Linked DNA regions of Homo sapiens: regions 1 and 3 are each linked to region 2. A link is a contact called in ENCODE Hi-C or POLR2A ChIA-PET data. All regions are on one chromosome and are shown on one strand. The core of a region is the stretch at or near the end of the contact, and the rest is flanking DNA. Distances in the headings are between cores, read along the strand shown. Region 1 overlaps ARID1B (AT-rich interaction domain 1B). Region 2 overlaps NOX3 (NADPH oxidase 3). Region 3 overlaps IPCEF1 (interaction protein for cytohesin exchange factors 1).

Region 1 (4,406 bases), core at 1,119-3,618, 1.6 Mb after region 2:
AGCACATCTCTTTCATTTCTGCTTAAATTTAGTAGCTAAATTAATCTGTAGCAAACTTTTCTATGGATTTTTGCAGGTGGGAAAATATACATAAATTCACAATGGATGGACCTTGCCTTCATAGAGGTTAAAAGGAAAATAGACATATATGTGATTATATATACAACAGTAAAATTCTATCAGTCCAGTGCAGTAGTACATAAAGTGCAGTACATTCCAACCATGGGGGGTCAGGGAAGACTTGGAAGCATGACCTCAAAGGGCAAATGTACAGGGAAAGTGAAGGGATCTGTATGAATAAAGGGCTGAAAAAAAATACGGTAGGCTCAGCACAGAAATCATGACAGGGTGCTTCATATTCCAATAATGAGTTGAGGTAAGGGGTGATATCATATGGCAGATTAGGAACAGATTCTCCAAAGCCCTTTATCCCGAGGTAAGAAGTCTAGACCCAGTTCTGTTGGTCTGAGGGATATTAAGCAGAATGACATGTTCAAATCTGTTATCTGAAGAGGACACTGGGGGCACTGTGAGGGAGAATGGGTTGGAAAGAGCCTGGTGTCAAGGAAACCAGTTTCACAGTATTCTAGGCTTAGGAGGAGAGATGCGAGTCTCAGTTAAGGCATTGGTAATGGGAATGGAGGCTAGTCTGTATTTCAGGAATGGTCAGATGATGTTTATAGCCAGCATCTGGTAAGTGCTGATTTCATTCTCATAACAACCATCAGAGCAGACTGTCGTCATATACATGAAGAAGCTGAGGCCCAGAGATGCTAAGAAACTTGTCTAACTTCTCCAAAGCCACTGCTTGGAGGAGTTAAATTTAGTTCTGTTTAGTGTTACCTGAGTCCATGTTTCACTTCCTATTTCTCTCTAGATTTGGAGGAAAAAGCAGTTCTGAAATTGTAAAATTTCTAGCCTGGTGGCTTTTGCTTTCATTAAGGAAGGAGGGAAGAACTTGTCCATTAAATGTTGGTACTCCTGAAGGTTCTGTTTTAGGCTCTATCGTCCTTTGTGATGCCTTTTTATGATAAAACTCAGTCATCCACGCTCACTCAACTGTCATCTAATTGCCTGCGAATCCATGTTCTTTAGTCTCCTGCAACTTGTGCCATGACCTGTATTTCCTGCTGCCAGCGGGTCACCTCCGCGGATATACCACAAGCATGTCAAATTGCCGAGGACACAACCATGCCATTCATTCTTCCCACCAAGCCAAAAGAAAATCTGGGTGTATCTGGACGACTCCTGTCTTCCCCTTCATATGCAGCCATTATGTTTCTAGAGCTAGAACCATCTGAAAATCTTAAGTCCTTTAGGGTTTTTTCGCCCCCTGCCTTTCTCTTTTAGCAAAGATAAATAAAAAGTGAAACAAATTGGCACAACTTGGAGGATGAAGAAGTAGCAAAAGACAAAGCTGTTAGAGGGATAGGAGAAAGTCATTTCAGGAAGGAGGGAATAGACATAACAAGCAAATTTGCCGTTCAGGAAATGTTTTATTTAAGAAAATTAATAATATTTAGAAAATAAATTGGATGGAAATAAATTTTTAACATTCCTTCTCTGATGAAGAACTGACCTAAAATGTAGTTAGTTCTTTATTCTTGCTTTTTAACCTTGTAGATAACATCATGTTAGTCATTTACCCCCATACAAGTTGAGCACTCTGTAAGGGATGTAATTTAAACATGTCTCAAAACCAAAAACCAGTCCATGGGCAGATCTTTTTATTGCGATAATATATAACTACATAACTGTAAATTGGAACCTAAAAATATATATTTAATATGAAATTAATTTTTTTTAATTAACCCAAACTTTAACTTTTTTATAAGGGGTTGTGTTTGAATGCTTTAGCCACTAGGCATGTGTTTTTCTTTCTGATGCTGTTGGAGCTATAAATAGTAGGTAGAACTGAATGAGATGGCATCACATAAACAACAGCCTAGCTTGGTCATTTCTCCTACTCAGATCGCGAGTCAAAATATTAAACAGTGGTGGTTTCAAACTATATGTAATTTCCTCAAAATTATGCTTCTCTAATATTTTTTCCATCGCTTTTTCCTCACCAAAGATTTGTTACCTCTCCCCTTATATAACTCTTGGTCATAACTCAATAAATTATTTTTTTAAGGAGTGGTACGTGAGTTTATGCTGTACGTGGTTTCTTTGGCTGATCTACTTGAGTCCTTAATTTTCTTACAAAAAGTAACCTGGAACTTATGGCTAGAAACGATACATTCTTACAATATTAATGGCCGAAGGAACGTTACTTCTTTGCAGAATTCGATAAAGAAATGAGAAATTCGGGGACCCGGAAACTTTTAGCGCTTGCCCTGAACAGCGGCCCGGAATCTCCCGCCCACCCGTCCCTGCCCGGATGCCTGCGCGGCGGCGGCGTCCTTCCCTCCTCGGCTGCGCTTTTACTCTTGGTCAGGGCCCGCTTGAGAGAGGGGGATTTTAGAGAGAGGGTGTGAAGGACGCAGGACCGCTTTCAGGCCGCCAGCTCTCAGGCCTCGCTTTCCGGTCCTCACTGCGCGTCCACACCTCGCCTTGGTTTCTTTTGTTTTATTCAAGCCCCGGCCCCGCGGTACAGCGGGGAGACTCGCCCGCGCCCACGGAAGAAGCCGAGCTCCTCCGAAGGGAGAACCAGTGATTCCACGGACCCCGGAATCCCCCGGGAGTGGGACCACCAGGCAGCGGGCGGAATTAACCCTGCCGCGGAGGCGCTGGGCGAGGATGAGGGCGGCGAGCGCGGAGGGGACCGAGTCACACAGCAGCCCGGCGGCCTCTGCCGGCAGGCCCCGCTCGCTCCTTTCGGCCCGACCCGGGCGGGGGTTCCGGTGCCGCCCTCCCTACCCCGCACGTAGGCTCGTGGGGGCGGGGACAGGGGGACGAAAACAACCGCGTCCTCAGCCTGACTGAACAGGCTCGGACTCCTCCGACGGCGCCGCGCCGCGCACAGATGAGCCTTTGTGGGACCCCGCGGAAGGAGGCGCCGGCCGCAGCCACATTCCTTTCCGGGCAAGCGCGGCCGCCGCCTGCAGGCACCGTCCGCCCCGCGCGCCCGCAGGCTCCTCCTGGAGGCGGGAGGCGGCGGCCGCTCGCACAGCGTGTTTTCTAAAGTTTCTGCTGACACAGCTTCGCGTACACATGAGCCGGCGCGGCCAGACTCACGCAGGCACCGAGTGTTTCCCCTGCGCCGTCTCGCGCCGCCGCCCCGCTACCTCGCCGCGCGCCCCTAACCTCTGCGTCCCGCGTGGCGCGCCCAGCGCTTAAGGTTTTATTTTTCCCCTACTTCCTTTGGTGCATCTCTTTCCCCCTCTCAAAACCACCACCCAAACTTAAAGGCTGGATGAGTTGGAACCCGTTCGCGTAATTAAAACGAGTGGCTGACGGTGGAAAAGCCAGGAACTACAGACGAAGGACGCCAGCAGGGCCGCGGAGCCCAGGCCGCCAAGAACAGGGCGGGGAGGCGGGGCGGGGCCGCGGAAGGGGGCGAGGTGGAGGGGCGGGGCCGGCGGGAGGTGGGCGGGGCGAGGCTGGCAGGCCGCCGCCATTGGCTGTTACCCGACGCACCGAGGCTGGGCGGCTTAGCCAGGCACTTGGATTCTATTTGTGTAATAGCTGCTTCTTGGAGCCAAGTGCATGCTCATCAACCTTCCTTGCTGGGAAAACCAACTCACAGCATTTTTTAAAAGCCGAGAAACGCCTAGGCTTGTAAAGTTTCATCTCCTGCCTGTGCTTTCCTGTTCTTAATTAAATGCTGAAGAGTCTTGTCGGGATATTACTTTTCATCCTGTCTCTGCCATGGAGACTTTGGGATCACTGGGTGGTCTCTTGGTCACTTGCAGGTGTTTTAGGTAGGATGTTGCAATCTGCAATCTAGGAACATTTGACGACTTTTTCAAGTAAGCTAAACAACACATGAAACTATAGTAGATTAACCAAGACATGCATTTAATCCAACTAGTAGCAATCAGCGACGGCCACTTTGGTTTTACACTTTTTGTTCACTCTGTGAACTATATAATTTGACCATAAATTCTAATTTGTTCTCTTGTTGATAATTCTTATGCAGATAACTTATAACTTATGTGTGTATTTTTATCAGACTCAAAGCAACTTAATTTTGGAATTCTGCAAATTTAATTGATGATCCATTATAACAACGTAGGGTTAGGGTTAGGGTCAGTTTTCGGTGTTGATGTAGAGACAGAATCCAAAAGTATTTTGAAATGTTTAAGAGAAATGGCCTTGAAGAGTTCTGAATATTAACATTCTTCTGTTTTTATGCCTTGTAGTGTTTACCGCACGTGTGAATATGCATAGAAATTTTCATGTAGCAATTTCTGTGTTTGTGATCTGTATACAGATTTTATAAAAATAATAGCAGGGACATTTCT
Region 2 (4,638 bases), core at 37-2,536:
TAAATGCATGGAAAAGGAATGGAATGAGACATATTCAACTGTTTAATGGTGAGTTTCTTAGGGAGCAAAGTTGGGGAGGTGTTTAGTTTGGGGAGGGAGGTGAAGGGAGATTTTAAAATGTTTGTGTATTTCATTGGACTCTTTTGCAAGAAGACTGTAGTCACGCAATCTGTGGTTAATAAACCAAGATATTAAACATATTAATACTGGTCACTTCCGCACAGAGCAATGGTGAGGGCTGATGGGGTACTGAGGCCTTTTGAGGCCCTCCGAGGAAAGACAAGAAGCATACATTTCTTTAGGAGAAGCATGAATGGCCCCTCCTAAAGAGGCCAACTGATGGCAGGAATCTTGGTGATTAGTAGAGATGATCAGTTCCAGGAGTAGTCAGAGCTCCAGTGTGAGGGAAAGTGAAAGTAAATAATTTCTCAAAGTAAACAGATTAAATTAAATGCATTTTTCATTCACTAGAAAAGAGAGCAGGCCCTCCTTTGTTTTATTAATATATTTTAGTAGAGTATGGATTTTTTGTCTTTTTTGGCCTCTTTCCCTTGTTCCCACTGGCCCGTGCTGTCTTTTTATTTGAATTATCTGTTTATTATATTAGGTTAAGAACCCAAAGGCCATTTTGCATGGGACACACTATAAATACCCATTATCATGGTTATATATTATGGAGCTGATGAAGGAAGACAATTTATGAAGAAATGAGATTATCTCAGTTCTTGTATAATCTGTTGTATCGTAGTCTGAAGACTACATATGCAGTTAAGAAAACGAACCGCATCTTGCAGTTGGCAGTTGTCTCAGTCCTGACTGCACAGCTGTGATATTAGGGAGAACTAAAATGTGTAAGCCAATCTATTTATGTCAGCAATCCTCCCCCTCCCTCCCCATTCATACACACCTATTTCATTCATCATTTTGACAGTTTGCACAAGCAAACCGTCCTAATTTTTTTTCAAGAGCTCTTTTCACAAATTGAGTGTGATGTAGAATTAATCATACCCGTTAGGCAGGAGGTGGAGGACTTTATTGCTAGAGGGCATTTTTCACCCCCAGCATTCAGCTTCCTCCATATTGCATCACAGAGAATTCTCAACCACCCTCAGCCTTCCCTCATCCCACAGGGGCACAGCGTTCTCAGCTGCCTTCAACTCAGTGAAGTTTGGCTCTTACTTCTGCGTTGAAAATATTTCTTTCATGTATTACAACTTTTTTCCATTTTCATCACAGCAAGCCATCATTATACTTCTTGTTATTTGGCCTTCTTGGGAAATCCCCTCCTGCCCATTCTTCCCCCTCCCCTTCCACTCCCCGCCCCCTCCCAGATCTTTCAAAACAAAAGTACTTAGAAACAAAGATATTTTAAGACATCAGCTTCAAATGGAAAGTACTACTTATGACGCTTCCCACTGAGGAAGTGGCAGGCGCCTTATTGGTTGTGCTCCTGCATTTTACTTAGAAGTTTTCTAGAATAATGCAACAGAGGAGAAGGGTAAAGAAGTTCTAGTTTGCAACGGTGACAATTGAGAAAACTTTGGTGCACATTTTTTCCTATAGACTTGCAACTTGAGTTTTGTGTGTAAAAATGTATGCCTTATGCCAACCAGTGTTTTTACACATGGAGGAAAAAAAAATCCCACCTAATCGCAGTTAACCATTTAAGCTTAAAATTCTGGCTCTCAACGCCTATGCGAGTTGTCCTTTCCTTCCTTATTACAAAAGAGGACAATCTGAAAACTATAGTCCAGACTTAAAATTGTGAAGACACCGTTAGATAAATATGTACTGCTTTGCTCTGTGGCACTTCAAAAATTATATAGACTCTGACAGTTTAGTGGAAGGAGTAGTCTTTATATCTCAAAAGCATGTAGGTAGCCCTGACAAATATTAGTTACATAAGCCTAATAGTAGCTATACTCAAACCAACACAAAGTTGCTTTAAAAGAGAGAAACTTCCTAAACCTGTTCTCATGCCTGCAGACGCTTAAGGAATTGGATCTGAACTGTAATTTTCAGCCCAAACTTTCAATAGCATGAAAACCTCACTTCTTCCATGAAAGAACTTTGAAGCAGAAATCAGAAACACATGCTCAGGTCCTGACTCAGTGGTGAACAAGCTGGGTGACTTTGGACAAATCATCTCCGCTCGAGGTGCAGATACTGACTTTCATGGTCCTATGCAAAGCTAGGAGATTAGGACCTTTAAGTTATTTTATGATTCCACACTTTAGCTTCCTTTCTCCCATATGACATTATTTCTGCCCTTATTTTCACCTGAGTCGTGTCCAAATAGTCCCTCACATTTTTATAAGCGATGAAAACATTGCTTTTATATTTTTTACTCTACTGTTTCTGTTTCTTGGAATAGAGATCAATGTCCCTATTTTATGGTTTTGTGGTGACTGCAGTGCTGAAAGCCTTGAGAAACGCCACAAGCAGAGCCCAGGAATGACAATGGAATGCTGAGAAAGGAGGCAAAATTAAGATTTTGTAGGCTCCTGTATGAATTTTAAAATTTTTGGGGGTTCTTATAAGATTTTTCCTCTATATTCCTAGTAAAATAATTGGAATTTAGTAAAAATCATTGAAGAATTTTTTTGGTTACATAAACAAAACCTTAATACCCTTAAATTTTAAAGAAAATTGTGTACAGAAGCCATTGTTTATTCTTTTTGGACATGTAGACATTTATTCACTCATTGATTTATTCAATATTTTTACTATATATATAGTTATCACATGTTGTATGTGTATATATATATATGTATGAAGATATCCAGAGAAGCTATGTTCAAGGAACTCACAGTCTGTTAGAGAAAATAAGATTATTTCACGAATCTTAATACAGGAAAGATATGTGACATAACAGTAGGGCAGCAAAGGAGTGGTGGAGGTTAAGAGAAGGGGGAGGTGATTGTGAGTCGGGTGTAATGACAATGAGACTTTGCATGTCTCTGAGCAGGACTTGAAATATTAGTTGGATTAGTGAGTGAATGAAAATGAGACACGCTATCCACCACCATCTTCCTGTGAAGCATGAAGTGACTTTTAGTGTCGTGGAAACCATGAAGCAGTGAGCCACCTCTCTGAGTGGGATTTACTTGGTAGGCAGCAAGAGGGAAGGAAGAACTTAGGGTGGCTGAAAAATCATCACGAACCAAAACAAAGCATTGCTGTGAGGTCCAAATATCCCAGTCACTGTTTTGCTTGCTTTGTTAAATATATTATGGCGTAGAGGAAAGAAGATGAGCTTTGGTGCCAGAAGGATCTAGATTCAAACTCTAGTTCTAGTATTATTTAGCTCTCTGTGTGTCAGGGTCCTCATCAGTATTGAGAATATTACCTATCTGAATGAGCTATTATGAGCATTTAGTAAAATGACTGTCATTTCTATTAGCTTTGTGATCAGGCCTTAGTTTTCTCATCTGTAAAATGGGAATAAAAATGATAAGTATGACGAAAAGATGGCATGAGATAGTGCATGTAAAATGCCCAGTTTCCTTCCTGTTAGGTAGTCAGTGCTTGATAAATCTAGGCCATTAGTAATAGCAGTACTGGTAACCTATTTATACCTTTGGTAGATACAATCAGCATTTAGATAATCATCTATATTTCTGTATACACATTTCTATGGTAATATTTCCATATTATTTGTCTTATTTAGCATTAAAACTCCCTGTTGGATATGGATTCTTATTTCTCCGTTATGTGGATCAGGAAACTCAGCTCAGAGAGGTGAACTGCAGGCAGTATTTCAGTCAGGGTGGAATCAGGCATGTTCTTTGATGACAGCAAAATTCAGGTGCCGATTCTATGAGCAGGAATCCCACCGTCTTCCTAAAATATTGCTCCAGGGTTGCAGGAGGAGCTGGGGGTCACGTCTACCATGTGTTGGTTTTGTCATGGAAAGAGCCAGATGAACCTAAGTTTGAATCCTGATTCTGCCTTTGATTACCCATGTCTTTTCAGGAAAATCAATTTAATCTCTCCAAGCTTCAGGTTCCTTACCTGGAAAACAGGCCTTGTGTTACTTACTTTATAAGGTTGTTGGGGAGATTAAAAAATTCAAATGAGAAAATGTATGTCAAGGACCTGTCACTTGGAAACTCATGAAATAGTTAACTGCTGTTTCTTAGTTGGCAGAGACCCGAGTTTAGAGATCTTCTAGCCCTCATTGCCTGGGATGCTTCACAGAATACGAATTCTTGATAGGTGTTAGGTGAGGAAAGGTTCTGTAGCTAAATAAGCTTGGGAAAGATAGATGAAACAAAACTGAATGAGGATCTTTTCTGCGGAACTTTTTTTAGAGACAGAGTCTCGCTCTGTTGCCCAGGCTGGAGTGCAGTGGTGCGATCACGGCTCACTGCTTTGAACTCCCTAATATTTAATTTTCTTGCAGAGATGATGTCTCTCTATGCGGCCCGGGCTGGTCTAGCGTCAAACTCCTGGCCTCAAGTGATCCTCCCACTTCAATCTCCCAAAGTGCTGGGGTTACAGGCATGAGCTACTGCGCCCCACCCCCGCAGAACTTATTTAATGGCTAGTGGATGATGTCTTCTAGAGTGGGATGTTGCAGGAGCGTTGCTTAAGTTCCTTTGACTACGGAATTCTCTCTAGTGGATCATGTCAGGT
Region 3 (5,130 bases), core at 721-3,220, 1.2 Mb before region 2:
TTAATTGACTAAAGGCCCTCCAGTGCTGATCTTCACAGTACTACAAAGGGACTCACACTCTCCTGAGAGCAGCAATCAAACCTCACTGGGTTTGTGGAGAGCATTCCTCCTTGGAAACGTCTCCTCATTCGACATTCAACAACATCGTCATTTTCAACATGATTCAGGTCACGAAAGATCAGCACACTTTCTAAGAATAACTTTATTTCCAGCCATTTTCAAAAGAAAACTAGCCTGGGATGCAGACCACAACAGTATACCGACTTTTTAAGGAATAAACTAGGCAACTATCTTTTCAAATGTTGTCTAAGCACGACTAGTTTAATGCCATCACAGAGCACACCAGGGGACAAGAGGTGACAGTCGCCAATGCAAAGCTGGCATAGGGGTTAGCGATTCCAAACCAACCCATTTGATAAAGAAGGTCGGGGGAAAGAAGGGGAAGAAGAAAGTAAAGGAGGAGAAATTGAAAAAGCTTCTCTGAATTGAATCAACTGACACCCTTGTAGGTCGTGAAGCCGAGTCTCCTTTTAGTAGAGAGACCTTAACTATGTAAAGGTGCCATGTTAAGTGATGGCCACATAAATCCTGAAACTATTAGAATCCCTCGTGGAATAGTAACATTAATAACAGAACTTAAAAGTCTCCTTTAGCAAGGATGTAAATGTCGACACTCCCTTCCTCCCCAGCCAGAGTAGTCAAACAGGATGGGTTTCTTCTCCATAAAACACAGAAGCATAACCTACATATCTACTGCACCAGAAATGGCTTCTATAACTTATTTGTTTATTTACTCCGCTCCAATTCCCAGAAATCAAAATGAACTTTCCCATAGGGATCACCTGATGCCTTTAACGTATCCCTCATTAAAACGGCTGGGAATAGGAGGAAGAAAGCAGACTCACCATTTGATTGCTATACCAGTACAGTGACGACCCCTTCAGTATCACCCAGAACTTTTTCCATTTGTTGCTTAGGAAACTTCCCTTTTCCTTTTTCTTATACAGCCACCCTTGGCAGTCAGCATGGCCCAGATCTTTACACGATATCCTCCTCCGACTCATCGTGAGAAAACCTGCAATGATTACATGAAGAGGTAGATAATGTATTACCCTGATTTGGTAGGTAAAGTATTATCCTGATTTATGTGACAGAGTGAAAGGCAACTTTTAATTGTTAACCCCCCGGGGAGCTGGATTTTTCACCAAGATTTATGCAAAGCCTATGCAAAACCTATGCAAAACCAATGCAAAAAAAAAAAAAAAAAGCCATGTGTCTGTTTTATTTTTAAACATTTGTTTCATGCTTAGAAGGTATAAGATACGGCCAAAGAAACAGCGCAGCAGGAGTAATATGCAAGTATTAGTCTAAGAATAGTATTCACCAAGAATAAGTTGAAAATAATTAAAATTGTAAGGCTGGCGGGCATATCAGTGCAGTAACATAGCTCCTCTCAACAATAACAGCCGTAGTTATGCAATAGATGTTGAAGGGTTAATGCCCACCTCAATACACAGCTACTTCCCGACTCACTGCCAGTTTTTCTAAGCTCTTTTGACATACCACGAGGGATTAATCCAAATGAACAACATGTCGTCATTTCTTAAAATCGATTCAACAATAACCAAAAATTAATCTGCCGTCCACCTCCTCTTATTAGCATTAAGACAGACAGAAATCTGATCCCAAGGAAGGCACCCCGGAGAAAAGCCACACTCAACGTACACAAAATGGAGATAAAGAAACAAAAGAGATCTAATTACCTTGAGTTTTCCTCCTGGGCTTCTGACGCAAGGGAACCTGCTGAAAATGCAGGAAGGAAAGAAAAGAGGAAATTTCTGATTGTGTTGTAACATTTGTAAAGAGAGAAGGAGGGAGGAGGTGGCAGTGTTTATGAGCAGGATGGAATCTAAAAAAAAACTCTCCAGGCAGAGCTTAACGGGGAGCTACTAGCTGAGGCACAAAATGTGCTAATTAGAATCAATATACATTGAGCTGAACCTGAAAAAAAAAAAAAGTCACAGAGCATTTATCACTGATGTTTCCTGTTCCCACCCACAAGCCGCTCTCACTACTACTTTAGTTATGATAGCACAGTGTTCACGGAAGTTTTAAAAATCAAAAAATATTTCCCCTTTTGTGTTTTTGTGAGAGAAGGAAAAATATATCTGCTTCTTTTGCAATTTCTAAATAACAATGATTATTCAGATAAACCTGGAAGATAATTGTTACAATCTCAAAATATTAGAGTCACTTGACTATTCAGCTCATAGTCCTGCTACCACGTAGGGTTAGACCTAAACCACATGAATTAAATATCCCAGAAAATGAAATTCCACAACCTCTTTCAGTGAGAGTTCAGTAGCAATCAACCCTCCTTATCAGGAAATTCTTATTTACAGACAAATTAAAGTTTGTTATTCTGTCTTTAAATATCTCTGAATATTTCTCACGTTTTATGGAAGATAAATTAGTTACCACCTACTATTCTGTACTAGCTCTTCAAATCAGACATAAGACAACATATATGAAATATACATTTTTTCCACAATACATTTTAAACAAACATACAATCAGACTATCAGCAAAAATAAAAAATATTTTTAAGTGCTTTAAAATACGTGTGTGTGTGTGTGTGTGTGTGTGTGTGTGTAGAGAGAGAGAAAAAAAATTTTGCTTAAAGAAGTTCTATTTGTTTTTTCTTTACAAATATCTAAGCTGAACTGATTTAAATTTGAAAGACAACCTTTTCCGTTAACAGGTAGAGAACTCAGGGGAAAAAACGTGTGAAAATGAAAAGCAGTTCCAAAATTTGGTATGTAATCTTAGTACAGCATTTTATAATGTTTTCTAGAGGTTCCTGGCTTATAGTCTACATATCTAACTATTGATCTGATAGCTATTGTATATGGTTCTACTGTATGTTTGAAGAAGGGATATGACATAGTGAAAAGAGGAGAAGGTCTTTAAATCCAGAGGCCTGGAACCAATTCCTGGCTATTATAATTAGTAGCTGTGGTGCCCAAGAAAATAGCACTCTCTGAATCTGCTTCTTCATTTATAAAATGAAGATATTGATAATAATTCTAATCCTATAGGTCTTATAAAGATTTTACAAGATTTATTTGTGAAAATCCTCTGAGAACTAAACAACATCCCTTTATATGAGTATGTGTAATATAATATTATATCGTTGAGATAAACAAATACTTTATATCTAATAAACAGAAAAAAATCATAATTTTTATAAGTATGATTTATGTATCCTTCAGCAATTACAACGAAGCTAAAGTGTTTAAATTATATTTCCTGGGAAATATAGATCCCAAGAAATATTGCACTGACATTTCATCTGACCAATGTTAGAGTAAAATTTATCCCCCCCAAAATTAATCATCCATAAAGATGGCAGTAATTACCTTAAATTTTAAGCAAAGATAGACATGTTATAATCATGGCATGTTACTAAAATCCAGGCAAGTTATCATGAAAAGGACCTAGTCTCAGCCTCACTTCACAAATATCTCCCACACTGACCTGTCTTGTGTTCTAAAGTTCCTATCATTCCCTCAAATCATCTCCTGGGACCTTTTTTTGATATGCCAATTCTCTGAGATCAGTAAAACCCAACTAGTACCTATTGGCAAAATATTTTTGCCCAAATATGTATATTATTTGAGTGGCTAAATTTTAGCTGAGAGCCAGGACTAAAGACAAAGAAGAGAATTCGTGAATGTAGATGCTGGGTAAGATTTGGGAAATCTGGGGTCCAGGAGTCCCTAGCAAGCACTTGAGACAAACCAAGAACCAGGGGAATAGGGAGAAAAGGGCGTTGTTAACAGTCATTCCTAGAGTGCTCAGGCCTCCAATGAACAAGATGAAATTACATTAGTTCAAACAAGAAGAGCAGCCTTCAGATGAACAAATGAGAGGAAAGTCCCTGGAGGGCAGCGATGGGATCAGCCAAGGCAGAGAGGAAGTGATGCTCCTTCCATCGCTCCCAGCTGGGTACCAGTGAGTATCCTCCACCCATTCCTTGTGAGCACCCAGTGGGACTGGAGCCCTCCGGCTCCACCTTAGGGCTACTTCCAGGGAAAGCCCCAAAATGTGAGCTTTGTCTCAATTCTGCCCAAGACCAACCCTTGGTCTACACCACGTTCTTATGCCTAGGATGGGATGAGAACAATACCTCAAGCAGAACAGGCACCCAACTCAAAGAAAGGCTTTTTTTTTGTTTGTTTTTAAGTGGGGGAGGGAGCTTAGTTATTGAGTCATTGAGTCAACCCTGTTCTGACAATAATTCTCTTAAAGCAAATTATTAACTGTTAAAACTGTTTTCCCTGACCAGAAACAGACTGCATATTATAGAAATAACAAATTCAGGGAGTTTCAGTTTCACCTAACATACATGAATTTGAAACCTAAATTGGTTTATATGAGACAGTGAAAACAATCTTTGAGAACTTTATTGCATCTAAGATAGATTTTACTCCTCACAACAGGAAGTGGAACCCGTGAACTAGTCCGTTTCAAAATGATCTTGCATGTGGTTTTTCGCTAGGTAAGTAAAAAAAAAAAAAAAGCAAGCAACCAGTTGAGCATTTTATGAGATGGTTTTTCAATAGGGGAAATTATAACTTGCTATCATCATAAATATTCAGAGCCTAGTAAGATATTTTCTCATTCTATTTTCTTCCAGTTTGAATGTTATAGGTAAAACTAAAAAATTATTCTAAAAATCTGATTTTGCCCTAACTTACTTCTAAAGTTGAGGGGAAATTTTTCTTTGAAAATATGTATTTCTTTTTCATTGAAGAAGTGTATTTTTCTTTAACTTTTTAAAAGATGGTTCAAAAACTTCATTTGGCCACGAATCACTCAAAAACACATGGAAATATACAAAAGACCCAGTAGAAAATATACAAAGGAAACTCCTTTGATATTGAATGTTGGGGCTAACGCCCAGGTTACGGGTAACTGTTATATTGACTTATAATCCATATAGTAGTTGTTAAACCTTGCAGGCAAAATTTACCCCAAGATGTATTAAAATTCACAGTAAGATGCTCTGTCATTACATCAGACTTCATAGTGATCCTAATCTTTAGCAAAAACTATACAGTGATATGC

What was found. A loop is a pair of places that touch in the nucleus more often than their neighbours do. ChIA-PET counts read pairs that join two places held with the same protein, here RNA polymerase II (POLR2A). Pooled maps may share reads with other maps.
Region 1: a map of naive thymus-derived CD4-positive, alpha-beta T cell shows a loop between it and region 2 (14-fold over the local background). The contact joins two enhancer-like sites. A Hi-C loop is called at or near these places in 1 of 168 maps with a recorded cell type or tissue (naive thymus-derived CD4-positive, alpha-beta T cell) and 9 of 50 pooled maps. POLR2A ChIA-PET finds 5 or more read pairs at or near these places in 1 of 52 experiments (OCI-LY7).
Region 3: a loop to region 2 is called in a map of naive thymus-derived CD4-positive, alpha-beta T cell, with 4 times the contacts of the local background. The contact joins two enhancer-like sites. A Hi-C loop is called at or near these places in 1 of 168 maps with a recorded cell type or tissue (naive thymus-derived CD4-positive, alpha-beta T cell), 1 of 37 single-sample maps with no recorded cell type and 8 of 50 pooled maps.

What each region holds. Positions count from the first base shown.
Region 1 is chr6:157,018,668-157,023,073 of GRCh38, forward strand. The region is part of intron 4 of ARID1B (AT-rich interaction domain 1B); the gene reads left to right. Among named protein-coding and RNA genes, the nearest start is that of MIR4466, 240 kb to the left of the region's middle. RefSeq lists an enhancer at 427-476 and silencers at 2,699-3,218, 3,519-3,608. Within about 2 kb of position 2,369, at least 40 of the 41 ENCODE cell types and tissues checked have a DNase peak (open chromatin) inside an H3K27ac peak, as active enhancers do; they include OCI-LY7, where a contact is called at or near this core.
Region 2 is chr6:155,417,270-155,421,907 of GRCh38, forward strand. The region is part of intron 10 of NOX3 (NADPH oxidase 3); the gene reads right to left. Among named protein-coding and RNA genes, the nearest start is that of NOX3, 36 kb to the right of the region's middle. RefSeq lists enhancers at 1,033-1,182, 1,283-1,342. Within about 2 kb of position 1,287, at least 9 of the 41 ENCODE cell types and tissues checked have a DNase peak (open chromatin) inside an H3K27ac peak, as active enhancers do; they include OCI-LY7, where a contact is called at or near this core.
Region 3 is chr6:154,245,686-154,250,815 of GRCh38, forward strand. It overlaps IPCEF1 (interaction protein for cytohesin exchange factors 1), which reads right to left. Exons shown (of 12, transcript NM_001130700.2): 4 at 1,764-1,803; 5 at 906-1,075. It also overlaps a transcript of OPRM1 not described here. Among named protein-coding and RNA genes, the nearest start is that of IPCEF1, 110 kb to the right of the region's middle. Within about 2 kb of position 1,971, at least 5 of the 41 ENCODE cell types and tissues checked have a DNase peak (open chromatin) inside an H3K27ac peak, as active enhancers do.